Regions from separate parts of the Homo sapiens genome. Here regions 2 and 3 are each linked to region 1. A link is a contact called in ENCODE Hi-C or POLR2A ChIA-PET data. All regions are on one chromosome and are shown on one strand. Each heading gives the region's core, a stretch centred on a gene start or an enhancer-like site at or near the end of the contact. The rest is flanking DNA. Distances are from core to core; before and after follow the strand shown.

Evidence for each region. Hi-C counts contacts between places; a loop is a spot of excess contacts on that map. ChIA-PET counts read pairs that join two places held with the same protein, here RNA polymerase II (POLR2A). Pooled maps may share reads with other maps.
Region 2: a pooled map shows a loop between it and region 1 (2.3-fold over the local background). The contact joins two enhancer-like sites. A Hi-C loop is called at or near these places in 1 of 37 single-sample maps with no recorded cell type and 2 of 50 pooled maps. POLR2A ChIA-PET finds 5 or more read pairs at or near these places in 1 of 52 experiments (activated T-cell).
Region 3: a loop to region 1 is called in a map of A673, with 2.3 times the contacts of the local background. The contact joins two enhancer-like sites. A Hi-C loop is called at or near these places in 1 of 168 maps with a recorded cell type or tissue (A673), 1 of 37 single-sample maps with no recorded cell type and 1 of 50 pooled maps.

The regions. Positions count from the first base shown.
Region 1 is chr2:65,635,985-65,640,788 of GRCh38, forward strand. No RefSeq gene overlaps it. Among named protein-coding and RNA genes, the nearest start is that of LINC03050, 36 kb to the left of the region's middle. Within about 2 kb of position 3,272, at least 2 of the 41 ENCODE cell types and tissues checked have a DNase peak (open chromatin) inside an H3K27ac peak, as active enhancers do; they include A673, where a contact is called at or near this core.
Region 2 is chr2:65,921,108-65,926,155 of GRCh38, forward strand. All of the region lies in intron 1 of LINC02934 (long intergenic non-protein coding RNA 2934), which reads left to right. Among named protein-coding and RNA genes, the nearest start is that of LINC02934, 130 kb to the left of the region's middle. Within about 2 kb of position 1,809, at least 2 of the 41 ENCODE cell types and tissues checked have a DNase peak (open chromatin) inside an H3K27ac peak, as active enhancers do.
Region 3 is chr2:65,989,530-65,993,944 of GRCh38, forward strand. The region is part of intron 2 of LINC02934 (long intergenic non-protein coding RNA 2934); the gene reads left to right. Among named protein-coding and RNA genes, the nearest start is that of LINC02934, 200 kb to the left of the region's middle. Within about 2 kb of position 2,007, at least 2 of the 41 ENCODE cell types and tissues checked have a DNase peak (open chromatin) inside an H3K27ac peak, as active enhancers do; they include A673, where a contact is called at or near this core.

The DNA of each region.
Region 1 (4,804 bases), core at 2,022-4,521:
GCAAGACAAAGAACATAGTATGTGTTGCACGAAATATAACATATTTTAAGATAGTTATATGAAATATGTATATATATTTTTTGGTCAATTGTTTCGTTCAGGTTTTTCTTTGTTTTCTGGTCTTTTTTATAATTGTGCATTGACTTATTGTCTTTTCACTAGGATATTACAGAGAGAGAAGTGGATTTTTAAAAGTATATTTATTTAATGCAAGTCATACCCTAGGAGAATAAAAGATTACTGAGTCATTGTCCATGCAAAGTTGAGTATTATGTTGAGATTTTGAGTTTTCAACAATAGCTAATTTTCAGTGAAGAGATTATGCTGTAAAATTGAAATGAGTTTGGAAAGGAGTCAGTTAAAGTTTCACACAGTTATGATGTAGAAGTTTGTTATTATCAGTGGTTAACGCTAATTAACACAAGAATGTGATTTCAGATGACATTGAAGGGGTATGTAAGTGCCTTTTTTGTGTCTCTTACTGTTTATGGAAGAACCAACTCTTGTGGAAAATGTAGACTTTGCAGCCATTGGAATATAATTATATGTGTTTTGTTTGTTTTTATAGAACAGATGCAAGACAAAGAACATAGTATGAGATATTGGAATGTAATTTCAAAACATATGTTTCCAAAATTATGGAAACGTTCTGGATGGTAAATAAATCCTTTCAGTCTCAGAGGGTACAGGCTGCAAGGCTGAGGGAGAGCTGAGTGTTGGATGGGGAAGAACGTGGTTTAAGTAACAGGCTGAATAGTAAGCACATCAAAGCCATTAAAGCATAAACCCCCAGATTTAAAAACGTGAGAGGCGAAAGATTATGTAGCATGGTCTGGCGGCTTTATAGAACCCGTTTCAAATGAGGTATAGAACAAAAGAATGTGTGATTGAAGCTCTTGAAGAGATTTATTTCAGGAGAGAGGCAAACATTTTGCTCTGATACCAATTAACCAGGAGAAAGCACCACGTCATAAATGCCAATATTAAAAATGTAAATCCTACACCCGAGGGTGTATTGAAGACAGGTCAAAATTCTTTGAAGATGGAATGCATAAAGAGATAACAGGAAGAGAGCCTTCCAGCTGCTCAGGCTACCTGTTTAGTTCTGTGTCCTGTCTGCTGATGAGATTTTCCACGGGGAAGCGGGCTCTTGTTTGGGGTGGTTTGGCTACTTGACCTATTATGCGGGATTTAGATCTCCTTCAAGAGAATTTATTATGGGAACTCTAGAAGATCTTGTTTATAATACTCCTTTATCTGTAATGACTTGGAGATGTTCCAGGGTTTTTCTAGCATAGTTTGGATAGCATAGTTCACATAATGGATGTGTAAAGGTATTTACAAAATGCAGAGTGAAAACCATCAAGTGCTATGTATAGCACTTTTATGCCTTTTAAAGTATGTTTACTTCCATTAACTTGGTTGTTCCTCTCCATAATTCTGTGCAAAAGGAAAGGCATACAGAGTCATAGTCTTTAGAGCTTGGGATGAATTTAGGATGATTTAACCCAGCCCTTTCATAGTAGAAAAGAGGCCCAGGGAAGTTGAGAGATTTCATCCCCATTAGCCTCTTGGGGAAACTAAGCAAGGAGAGATTTAAGCTTCTTGGCCACCAAAAGCATTGCATGTTGAATCCTGGATTTCTGTCATTGGTAATAAGGCAGCCCAGTCTTCTGGGAAAGGAAATACACAAAAAAGTCAAACAAAAAGGTTGTCTGGAATAGAGATGTCTGTTGCTACAAAAATATTCAACTTCTTGTCACTGAACCAGGATAATAAATCTCTTTACCTTCTGTATTTTGGTGCATTGAAACATTATCTTTTATGATCATAGGTGTTGCTTCATTATTTAAAGCATACTTGTTATTGCAGGAAAGACAAGCTTGCATTTGATTTATAATGGAACCATTGTGCTTTGAGTTAAATGAAAGTTCAAAGGAAAATGAATTCTAAATAAGAATAATTGAAGAGATTCAAGGTTCATTTGAGTTTATATTCATCAAGGCAATTGTCTCCGAAATCCTCTTATTTAAAGCAACAGGACAGATCGTAACTTACAAACTTCGCCTTTATGACATCACTTCATTCTATATATCATAATCAGAAATGTTAAGCCTCAGCAGTAATTTATACAAAATGTATTGTTACAGAGTTATAAATGTCATTAAGTGGTAGACTTATGCCTCAGTGTCATGCAAGTTGAATCTTGGATTTAAAAAAATTACCCATAATGCAAGTATTCTATAAAAATATTCTTAGTACTCTCTCCTCCACTGCAGCCTCATATTAAAAGTTCAGTTCCATTTTCCACCTGTACTCTGCTCTGGGAAGTGCAACCTTTATTTCTCCTTCATGTTTTTAAAGTCACCTTCTTAATTCTGGTAGAACATAACTCAAACAACTGAAAATGTTAGGAATGGATTTACAGTCCCTCTGGCTACTCTCTATCTGGGATGGAAAAGAAAGTGAAGCTGGAGATAACTTTTCCTGCCATCAAGGGACATCTATAGAGGAGAGGCAATTAATTGTAATGTGCCAACTAGTTTTGATTATTCAGGGACTTGTGATGGAATTTGTGGATTATTCAGGTCCCTGGTTTTCTGTTTTGGCTAATTTCACTGCTCAGTGGCACCTCCAGAGGTCAGGGACAGCTATTCTCCTATGGAGTGTCCCCAGAGAGACAGTGGCAAAGGAACCACCCCCTTTTGAGCAACTACTCTGTGTCAGACACAGGGAGGATTTTTTTTTAACATTTGTAGTCTTTCATTAATTTCACAACAAACCTCCATTCTATTTTACAGACAGTAAAAACTCAGTGTAATTCATTCATTTCTCAAATCTCTATCAAGTGTATTCTGTGTGCTAGTCCCTGGGATAAAACAGTGAATGAAAGAGATGGGTCCCGGCTTTCTCTGAGCTTAGGATGCAGGAAGGAAAAAAAATAAAGTAGACAAATCATCAAATATATAAAATATAAAATTACAAACAGTGATATATGTAATGAATGAAAATTTTAAGGGATCACAAAATTTGTAAACAGGGGATCTGATCCAGTTGTGGAGTCAGAGATGGCGTCCCTGAGGGCATAAGCCTCTGCACTGGTGATTGAAGAATGGAATAGAAGCTGTCAAAGCTTGCACGGCGAGCCCACAGCAGAGCTGGGATTCAAACTCAGGTCTGCCTGACACCAGACTCTCTCTGTATTGCACTACTACAGACAGTTGAAACTATGCCCTGACAGGGAGACCTTTGACTCCCAGCCCCTAGCCCTGCTCCACCAGCTGCCCCAGAGATGCCGTGTCCGTGGGAGTTGGTGATGGTGGATTGGAAGCTGAAGAGCTCCTGTGGTTTCTCAGCAAGTTTAACTGGCAATATGAAGGAGCCCTCACTCTCTGTGCATTCTTTCCATTTTCTTCATGGTTCTGTCTAGATTGGATTTCGGCACTGGCAGGAGGGGTGTCCTTCTGGCATGACTCCTGATGGGGTTGTGTGGCTAATTTCAAACATTGGGAGGGGCTTGATTAATGACCAGCCCAAACCAGAGTTCAGAAACATTGCCTGGAGCCTCTGTAAAACTCCCCAGATCCTGCCTCCTTGTCTACCTCCCTTTACTCAACCCTGCCTCCCCTGATCTAAAGCCATCTTAGAGATTGGCTACCTGCCTGAAAAACTCCCTGACCTGCTGAGGAACTGCAGCAGGGAGTCCTGTTAGCAGCTGTGGGAGGGTTGGAGTCTGACCAGAACATTCCTCGCTCATGTTTCCACCCACTCCGTGTCTGCAGGGTGAAATGCCCCATTGGATGCGGTGGCCACCCCAGAGCTGCACCTTCTAGCTGGATACAGGGATAGGAGTGGTTGGGATTGAAGGTGAGAAGTCTGGGAAATGAACCATTTTCTTAGGTCTTCTGCTGATTTCCACCCCTCTGACTAATTATATAGCAGGGGCAGTGATTTACCAAAAGGAGGCATTGTATGACTTTTTAAGGACATCTTTCCAAAAAAACAAGCAAAAATTCTCCCCCAAGCAAAACCAACCGCCCCCCCCCAAAAAAACCTAAAAGCCAAAAAACTCAAACATCCAGGGAAAAGACCTTCTCTTTAAGCCTAAATTTCCACCATTTGTGACTTACCTTTTTTTTTTTTTTTTTTTTGAGACGCAGTCTTGCTCTGTCGCCAGGCTGGAGTGCAGTGGCGCGATCTCGGCTCACTGCAACCTCCACCTCCCGGATTCAAGCGATTATCCTGCCTCAGCCTCCTGAGTAGCTGGGACTACAGGCACGCGGCACCACGCCCAGCTACTTTTTGTATTTTTAGTAGAGACGGGGTTTCACCATGTTGGCCAGGATGGTCTCGATCTCTTGACCTCGTGATCCACCCGCCTCGGCCTCCCAAAGTGCTGGGATTACAGGCGTGAGCCACCGCGCCCAGCCTGTGACTTACTTTTTTGAGTTACACAACATTACTTTCTTGCTTCAATGTTTTTGTGCAAATGCACGCCGTCTGGGGAGAAGCAAATTTCTTGAAATTGAAACCACCGAAATGTGAATGAATTTATCATATCCCTTGTTTGTATCTGGTGAACGGGTAGCTAGAGGGCCTGAGGTATCTTGGGGAACAGGTCGTTGAAGTGGGTACAGGACGGGGCAGTCACTTTAATCGCTGGTCCGAGCTCCCCAGCCTCCCTTTTGCAAAAAGCAAAAATACGTTATCGTCACTAGGGGGCGGAAGTAGGCCAGCAATCGGTCTCTAGTACTTGTTTGGTCTGAAAACTAAAGTTGGCAAATCTGCATTATTAGTGTTTTAT
Region 2 (5,048 bases), core at 559-3,058, 280 kb after region 1:
TTTCTGTGCTCCTTGATCTCATCTTCTCTAGATACTTCTAATCCCTTAGCTTCAAGCTCCAGCTTCAAGGCTTTCTTTCTCTCTAAATTGCTTGGGCATGATTTTCTGGCTCTGACCCATAGCACTCCCCCTTGGACCTGATGTGGCACTTTACCCTCTGCTCTGGCATCTCAGGGCCAAGGTCTTGCCTGTCACAAAGCCCCTACTGACTCATACCCCAGAGTAGCTGGCTGACCCTGTGATAGGATTTTAGGGAAAAGCCACAATGAGCCAATCAGTACTCCATGTCCAAATTTCCTCCCTTAACATATAGCTTTCACAATAGCTCCCAGAAATATTTTCTGCTTTTATTCAAAATGCAAAGGCCCATGGATGGAGTCATTTAAGTCTCTAGCATGTATAGTATGTGCAAAAGAATTGGAAAGAAATTTTTTTGGGAGGAAGATAGATCTTGTGGCTGGTGGGATTCAGTTTTGGAGAAAGGCTCTACTGCAGTGCAGATAAAAGCTGGAAAGACGAGTGCCACCCATACTGCAGAAGGGGTAGACTCTGGGGGGTATCTGTTGTTTTTGCCACCCAATATCCATTCACCTTTCTTCTGGTAAAGGTAATCTGATTCTTCTCTTTGGAACCACTGTTCCAACAACTTCAGCCTATAAAGTTTGAGTGGTGTTGAGTCAACCACTGACTTTGGAAGGGCACATATGAGTCAGGTTGGCCAGTAATACATCCTATCCCTGGCCACTGAGATGGTTCAGGGAGCGTCAAGCCTAAGACTTTCATTCAAACTTACAAGGAAAATAACTGTCCCTTTTCTCCTGTGCTTGCAGTTGTGAGAGTTTCAGCCTGGAGAGGACCACCCTGCTGGAAGGGTGTCCTGGGAATGAAGTCCACGTAGGTGAGAACACACACCAGGGATATGTAGCTGGATGGACTCAGCAGCCCTTGGGGAATAAAGCCAGGTGTGCTTTCTATATTTCTACTAAGATCATTTTTTCTATTTTTTTTTCTACTCCAGTTTCAGTTGCTATTTTTTCTGTCATTTTGCAACCAAAGCTGCCCTGACTAACATAGCACTAGGGGAAGCATCTCTGGGTTTGATCGAGGTCAGAAGGCGTGAGCTTAAACCACACCTGTGTCACTCACCAGCCGTGTACTTAGCTTCCCAGAGTCTTGGTTTCCTTATCTGTAGAACTCAGTGAATAGTGTCTATACTGCAGTGTTTTAGTCAACATTCTTGGTAGTAAGCAGCTGAAATGACTCTGGTTAACTTAAGCAGAAAAGTGCTTCATTGGAGGCGTATCAGGTAATTCACAGAACTGAGGAGAAGGCTGGAACCAGGCTTGCAAAATGGGCAGAGACCAAGAGGAGCTGAGCAGCCAGAACCTCAGCTAAAATGCAGCTAGGACCTGCATTTTACCTCTCCATGCACCCCCAAAGATACACATGGCTCATAGGTCATTCCTCTTGGTGTTACTTGCTCCTTATTCAAAGCTTGCCTGGGGCTGCATATCCTGTTGGTCAGAAGGTAGAGAGTTCCTTTTTTGTTGTTGTTGAAGCAGAGTCTCACTCTGTTGCCCAGGTTGGAATACCTGGTGCAATCATGGCTCACTGTAGCCTGTGCTTCCTGGGCATAAGCAATCCTCCCACCTCAGCCTCCCAAGTAGCTGGAATTAGAGGTGCATACCACCATGCCTGGATAATTTTTGTAGAGATGGGGTTTCACTGTGTTGCCCAGGCTGGTCTTAAACCCCTGGACTCAAGCGACCTGCCAGCCTTGGCCTCCTAAAGTGTTGGGATTACAGGACAGGAGAGAGCCACTGTGCCCAGCCAAGTTTCTTTACAAGGCTTGGGTATTGAGCAACCTGGCATAATGACAAAAGTTCATGACAAATAGCTGCTACGAGAATTATAGGAAGTCACGGCTGTAAAAGCCTGCCGTACTGTTTTATCAAGGCTAGTTCCTCTTTCCTTTCCTCACATTTCTGATCAGGGCTGACCCTACTGATCTTTGTCTTCAGAGAACCAACTCTGCCAAAGCCCCAGATCTAACAGGCCACATGAGGCTGGACAGAATTTTTCCTCCTCTGTACACCAAGACATTTAATGACTTTTCTTCTTGTTGGATATGTCTTCATTCTGTTAAGTTTTCCCAACTTTCCTTTGCTGTTTGTAGTGACAACTACTCCTTTAGTCTGTTAGATTCTTGAGGGCATAGTTAGCATCTATTGCATCAATTTCCTAAAACTGCTTAGGTTATATTCTAACACATGCTGGCTGCTTTTTGGATCAATGTTTATTTACTGATTGGTCCAAAATTAGGACTGGCTGTTTGACCATTTCAGGAAGACCGTGGATGGGTTGTATTTCTTATGCCAATACCTGTGCCTGGCATATATAAGTATCCAATATGTATTTGTTGAATGAATGGGTGGATGGTATATAGTAGGTGGCCTCTAGTACCATGCTACAAAAATATTGAATATAGCTGCAGCAACATTGCTCCAAGACTGCTGCTCGTTCCTGTAAGTGTGTCCTTGTGCTATGACACTTGATAACTATCTCACTCATTGCCACCAGATCAATGTAAATGATATTAGTGACGGCTTACTGAGCACTGCCTAATCTCATGTAAAAGGCAGAGGTGTGCACTGGGGAATTGAATGCCTCATTATATGGTGGACAGAAGGGCTGGGAAGCCATTCCAACAATAGGCATCTAGGAAGACCTATTATGTACTGGGTGCTGATACACAAAGTTGACAGAAATGTAGCCTGTGCCTTTGAGGAACTCAGAGGCTAGTGGGCTCACGAAGTCTGGCTTCTTAGATGCTCAGAAATGAGTCCTTAGCAAAGACTGTATCCTTGGGAAGCATAAATAAAAGGTGGAAAGATTGCCGTATGTTGGTGTAGGTTTTAAGTTCCAGGGAATTCTCTTGGAGAAAAGATTTCTAAACATTTCTTTTCTATAATTCAGGCTTACTCAATATAGTCGTCCTTGTTTCCTGACATCTCCGATATCTCTCAAGATAGCTTATTATCAAAGTTCCAGGACTTAATCTTTTTTTTTATTTTTTATTTTTTATTTTATTATTATTATACTTTAAGCTTTAGGGTACATGTGCACAATGTGCAGGTTAGTTACACATGTATACATGTGCCATGCTGGTGTGCTGCACCCATTAACTCATCATTTAGCATTAGGTATATCTCCTAAAGCTATCCCTCCCCCCTCCCCCCACCCCACAACAGTCCCCAGAGTGTGATGTTCCCCTTCCTGTGTCTATGTGTTCTCATTGTTCAATTCCCACCTATGAGTGAGAATATGTGGTGTTTGGTTTTTTGTTCTTGCTATAGTTTACTGACAATGATGATTTCCAATTTCATCCATGTCCCTACAAAGGACATGAACTCATCATTTTTTATGGCTGCATAGTATTCCATGGTGTATATGTGCCACATTTTCTTAATCCAGTCTATCATTGATGGACATTTGGGTTGGTTCCAAGTCTTTGCTATTGTGAATAGTGCCGCAATAAACATACATGTGCATGTGTCTTTATAGCAGCATGATTTATAGTCCTTTGGGTATATACCCAGTAATGGGATGGCTGGGTCAAATGGTATTTCCAGTTCCAGATCCCTGAGGAATCACCACACCGACTTCCACAAGGGTTGAACTAGTTTACAGTCCCAACAACAGTGTAAAAGTGTTCCTATTTCTCCATATCCTCTCCAGCACCTGTTGTTTCCTGACTTTTTAATGATTGCCATTCTAACTGGTGTGAGATGGTATCTCATTGTGGTTTTGATTTGCATTTCTCTGATGGCCAGTGATGGTGAGCATTTTTTCTGTGTTTTTTGGCTGCATAAATGTCTTCTTTTGAGAAGTGTCTGTTCATGTCCTTTGCCCACTTTTTGATGGGGTTGTTTGTTTTTTTCTTGTAAATTTGTTTGAGTTCATTGTAGATTCTGGATATTAGCCCTTTGTCAGATGAGTAGATTGCAAAAATTTTCTCCCATTTTGTAGGTTGCCTGTTCACTCTGATGGTAGTTTCTTTTGCTGTGCAGAAGCTCTTTAGTTTAATTAGATCCCATTTGTCAATTTTGTCTTTTGTTGCCATTGCTTTTGGTGTTTTAGACATGAAGTCCTTGCCCATGCCTATGTCCTGAATGGTGATGCCTAGGTTTTCTTCTAGGGTTTTTATGGTTTTAGGTCTAACATGTAAGTCTTTAATCCATCTTGAATTAATTTTTGTATAAGGTGTAAGGAAGGGATCCAGTTTCAGCTTTCTACATATGGCTATCCAGTTTTCCCAGCACCATGTATTAAACAGGGAATCCTTTCCCCATTGCTTGTTTTTCTCAGGTTTGTCCAAGATCAGATAGTTGTAGACATGTGGCATTATTTCTGAGGGCTCTGTTCTGTTCCATTGGTCTATATCTCTGTTTTGGTACCAGTACCATGCTGTTTTGGGTTACTGTAGTCTCGTAGTATAGTTTGAAGTCAGGTAGCATGATGCCTCCAGCTTTGTTCTTTTGGCTTAGGATTGGCAATGCACGCTCTTTTTTGGTTGCATATGAACTTTAAAGTAGTTTTTTCCAATTCTGTGAAGAAAGTCATTGGTAGCTTGATGGGGATGGCATTGAATCTATAAATTGCTTTGGGCAGTATGGCCATTTTCATGATATTGATTCTTCCTACCCATGAGCATGGAATGTTGTTCCATTTGTTCATATCCTCTTTTATTTCATTGAGCAGTGGTTTGTAGTTTTCCTTGAAGAGGTCCTTCACGTCCCTTGAAAGTTGGATTCCTAGGTATTTTATTCTCTTTGAAGCAATTGTGAATGAGAGTTCACTCATGATTTGGCTCTCTGTTTGTCTGTTATTGGTGTGTAAGAATGCTTGTGATTTTTGTACATTGATTTTGTATCCTGAGACTTTGCTGAAGTTGCTTATCAGCTTAAGGAGATTTTGGGCTGAGACAATGGGGTTTTCTAGATATACAATCATGTCATCTGCAAACAGGGACAAATTGACCTCCTCTT
Region 3 (4,415 bases), core at 757-3,256, 350 kb after region 1:
GCAATGGGAGCAATCTATGAAGAAATGTGTTGTGACTAGGTAAATTCAGTATCAGTTTTTACTATCTGCACTTATGTTTCTTAACTTACTGTGTCTCTGGAATTAACCTTCGTTGTTGAAATCCTTCTCAAACTTTCAGGTCAAGCTCAAAGTGTCCCTCCCCCATGTAGCATTCCTGGAAGCTCCTTAACTACATAGCAGATACAAATATAACAAACCTGACAGTAAAGTACAGAGAAGAATCTTCTTGCCTTTATGTTTTCTCTTCTAGTTCATTATTCATGTGTTTTTCCTTCTTGGGGGTTGAAAGCTCTTTGAGGTCAAGAACTGTCCTTGATTTTTTGTTTAGCATAAAAATGCTTATTGAGCACCTACTATGTGCTAGTCATCATTCTAAGAGTCCTGGAGTATAATAGTGAACACGACAGGATAGAATTGACTTGGTTTTTGTAGCTCCATATTGCCTAGCAGAGTATATATTGTATGCCAAGCATCAATAAATATTTATTAAATTATATTTTGTCTCACCTTCAGAGGCTTCAGGAATTAAGAAGCAACCCTAGTTTGGTTCTGGTATGGTAAAATTAAAAAGCCCTCAAAAGGATTTAGACTGTTTTATCAGAATGTATCACTACCACCCTTGTATCCCTCTTTCTACAAGCTAGTGATAAAGTTTCTGTCCTTGAACAAATTTTAATCAGGCTCCTCTGAATCTTTTTTCCAATGGATCTTCACTTTTAGGCTTCTGTATTCATCCCTGTATTGTCCAATTTTAGCAAGAATCCTATTAAGTTTAGCCAGAATACCCCATCCTGGATTTCTGACCCCCTCCGTATCTGACCAGGTTCCTCACCCTCCACCGCCTCCCAGGTGATGTCTGGTCACCCTGCCTGCCTTCAGCAAGAGTCCTGTTAGGTTTGTTTAGCCAGAGTCCCCCGTCCCTTCATGTTTGCTCTTAGGAATTTTCCATCCATATCCCCCTGCCTCCCCCAACCCACTCCTTGGCTACAAATTCCCACTTTTCTTTGTTGTGTTGAGAATTGAGCCTAGTTCCGTACTGAGGTCCCTTTTCACTCATTGCAATAATTTTTCTGAATAAAATCTCATTTTAGCGCTTTAACTCCTTCTAGTTCTGTTTTTCCTTTGATGGTATTAGAAGGTATTTAGGGCCTGCTAAGCATGCTGGGTGCTTCCTTCTGTTCCTACCCATCCTATCCCAGGGTGTCCAGCTCATTGCTACCCCTTGCTCTTGCCCTTGGTCAGGTCAGAAAACCCCATCAAACATGGAGCAAAACCAAGTAACATCTTTTTTTCACACCCTGTGATCTCAAGTTTCTACTAATTTATTGCAACTAAGCTAGGAGATACGAACTTCTCCCTTTTACGCTGTTCATTTTTGTTCCTTATTTCTGTTTTTTTTTTTAAAAAAGATGGTTGTCATATCAGTTTGTTTTTCTTTACTGTCCTAAGGTTTTTGCATTTCACCCCTTGCCATAGATTTTAGTATAAAAAAGTCTGACTCTTTTCTTTTTAAAACAATTTTTATATTTTTATGCACATATCTATGAGGTACATGAGATTGACTTTTTTTCTTTGCAAACTTTCTGAAATGTTTCTGATTGTAATGTAATAGACAAGTAATTAAATATGGATTTAAAGAGTGATTTTCTTTTGTCTCATTTCATCATCAGGGGAAGAAAACAGTCATGGCCATCAGTCTGTGGGGCCCTGTGGTGTTAATATAAGGTTTTGACTAGAAACTTTTTATCCTCCATTCTCAAACCATTTTATCAGTCCTTGGAATTTTCTCTAATTTTACCAAGGGTTCCCAGGGGAATCCCCACCAGGTTTTAATGGCTTGGAGACAGACAGGATAATGCTACACTACTCCGTTTCCTAATATCCTCCTCACATGTTCACTCTTTGCATAGCCTCTGGGTCCAGGTAAAGTGCTGGCTCGGTGGCTGGTTTGAAACACGAGCCTCCCACACATCTGCTGAGGACACTGACTATGGCAGGGAAAGTGACTCTCCAAGTTTTATTTGGGTCGTAAAAATTCATGCTGCGCACCGCCTCTTTAGGAATCTGTGCCATTAAATGTGGCTAGGTCTAGAGTACATACACTCTGGAGGAAGCCAGAAAGGACATTAAAATGCTTAGTCTATGACACACTTCCTTATTTTTGTCATTTTGACATTTATGTGTTGTTTCATTAGGGATTTTTAAGAGAAGACCCTTTTTCAGCAAGAAGTTTTCCCCAGATCACCATTAAGAATCAACAGTTTATAATCAAACAGCTGTCTGGTTTGCATTTCAACTGAGCTGGACCACCTGCCGGCTGTTAACCTCTGGAAGGTTATTATGATACAATTGTTGTTGTTGTTTGTTTAAAAAGTTTCAGAGCTCAAGGAAAATATTAGTAATAAGTTACTTAACCTGCAGTGTTTACTGTTCCCACTCAACTTGCAGATGGTGTTCCAGTGGCCAGTGAGAGGGAGGACTCATCTGAGACCCACACTATTTTGTACTTGTTTTGGAGATGAACCGTAAAAATAGGCTTGGCAATGAGGAGCTCTGCCCACGTGGGAGGAGAGGTAGACAGCATTCAAAGGAAACACAACCATTTCTGAGGGCTGAGGTTGCAAGACAATATCTCAACATAACCCTTAGATTCAGCTTGGTAGCTTTCAGCTGAGGTCTGGTAGAGCAGCTCATTTTTTGAGCACGTGTGATTCAGCCATGGTATTTTGCAGCTTGCCTGCCATCTGCTTTCTTCCCTTATCTCTACATCCCCCTGACTAAGGGAAATGATGGCTGCAGGTTCTCTCAAATAGCCATAGGGGTACAATTTTCTAGGCCCTATAAAAATCCAGTCCCTGGACATCATTTGCGGATGCTGTGTTTACAGGGCAGCCTGTCTCTCTTCAGAACCTGGGGGCCAGAGAACACGATTGCCATTTGCAGAGGTGGGAAAGGCTCTATGAGTGTGTGTGTGTGTGTGTGTGTGTGTGTCGAGGATGGGGGGTGGTGGGGGAGGGTACCTGTAACAAGAGTAAGGACCACTGAGGACAGTGACTGGCTGGAATCGGTGTTCCATGAGGAATGAGATTTTTTTCTGTTTTATTTCATTCTTCATCCTCAATGCCCAGAACAGTGACCAGCATATGATGAGCACTCAATAAATATTTGATGAATGAAAGAAAGAAAGAATTAATGATCTTTTCTTTTTTCTATTCACCTCTTTGTTTATCCCCCCAAGTAATAATGAATAGTAGTCAGTTAAGTGTGGCTGGTTGACTGTCAGCACTGGTGTAAAACAAAAACAAAAAAACAAAAACAAAACTGCTAAAATTCTTTCTGGCTATACATTTTAGTATACTTAGGGTTGAAGATTTAGGCAAGAGAACATTCAGGGACTGATTTGGGATGATTTGTGAGGCAGAATAGAATGGGAGAAAGAATTCAGACTTGGGTTTGGAGCTGCAGTGTACCTGTTTCTTGCTCTGGGAACTTGGGTAAATTAATTAGGCTCTCTGATTCTTAGTTTCTTCATGTGTAAAATGGAATAATAATAGGTATTCTACAGGTTTTTATATTAGAGATTGTATAGGTAAAAGCTGCAGAGAATAGAGGGGTAGTAAATTATTATAATTATTAATAGTATATTATTACTGTACTATCAATACTATTATACTATGTAATATCATTATACTATTATAGTATAATAGTATCAACACTATTGTATATCATGTAATTGTATCAATACTATTATACTACATAATGTCATTACTTCTCTCCTTTTTCACACTCACTGCCCACCAAGGAATTAACTTCCTCTGGGCTACAGCATTTTGTAACAGAAACTGTCCAGGATTCTCTGGATTCTAGTTCTATCTCCACGGGTGGCTAACTGTATAACCCACAGCAAGTTGTTTAATTTTTGAACTTCACTTTTTGCATATGTAAAGTGAAGAAAATAATTATGCTGATTCTAACAGGTAGAGAGCATTCAACAAAGTAGAGCTATGCAAATGGTTACTTTGCAAAGTTTGTATAACCCTGGGATATTTAATGTGAAGCTACTTGGTCAACTGTTAAATATCATGCAAATGTGAGTTGTATGGTTCAGTTCATTTCAGCCAACACATTTTTATTGACTATCTACTATGTACCAGATGCTGTGCTAAGTGCAGTGTTAGGTACAGAGAAATAAGGCAGGACACCTATTTCTGAGGTGCTCTTAATCTGGTGGAGGAGATAATCACATAAACAGAGCACAGTTATCCCTGTGATAGTGAAGTTCACGTTTGTTCTCTTTGTTCACTGTTCCATGCTGGCACCTCAAAGAAAGCATCTTGTGGAGATGGAAGTGGGGACACCTGGTATGGGGTTTCACCCTCCTCTTGCATTTGTAC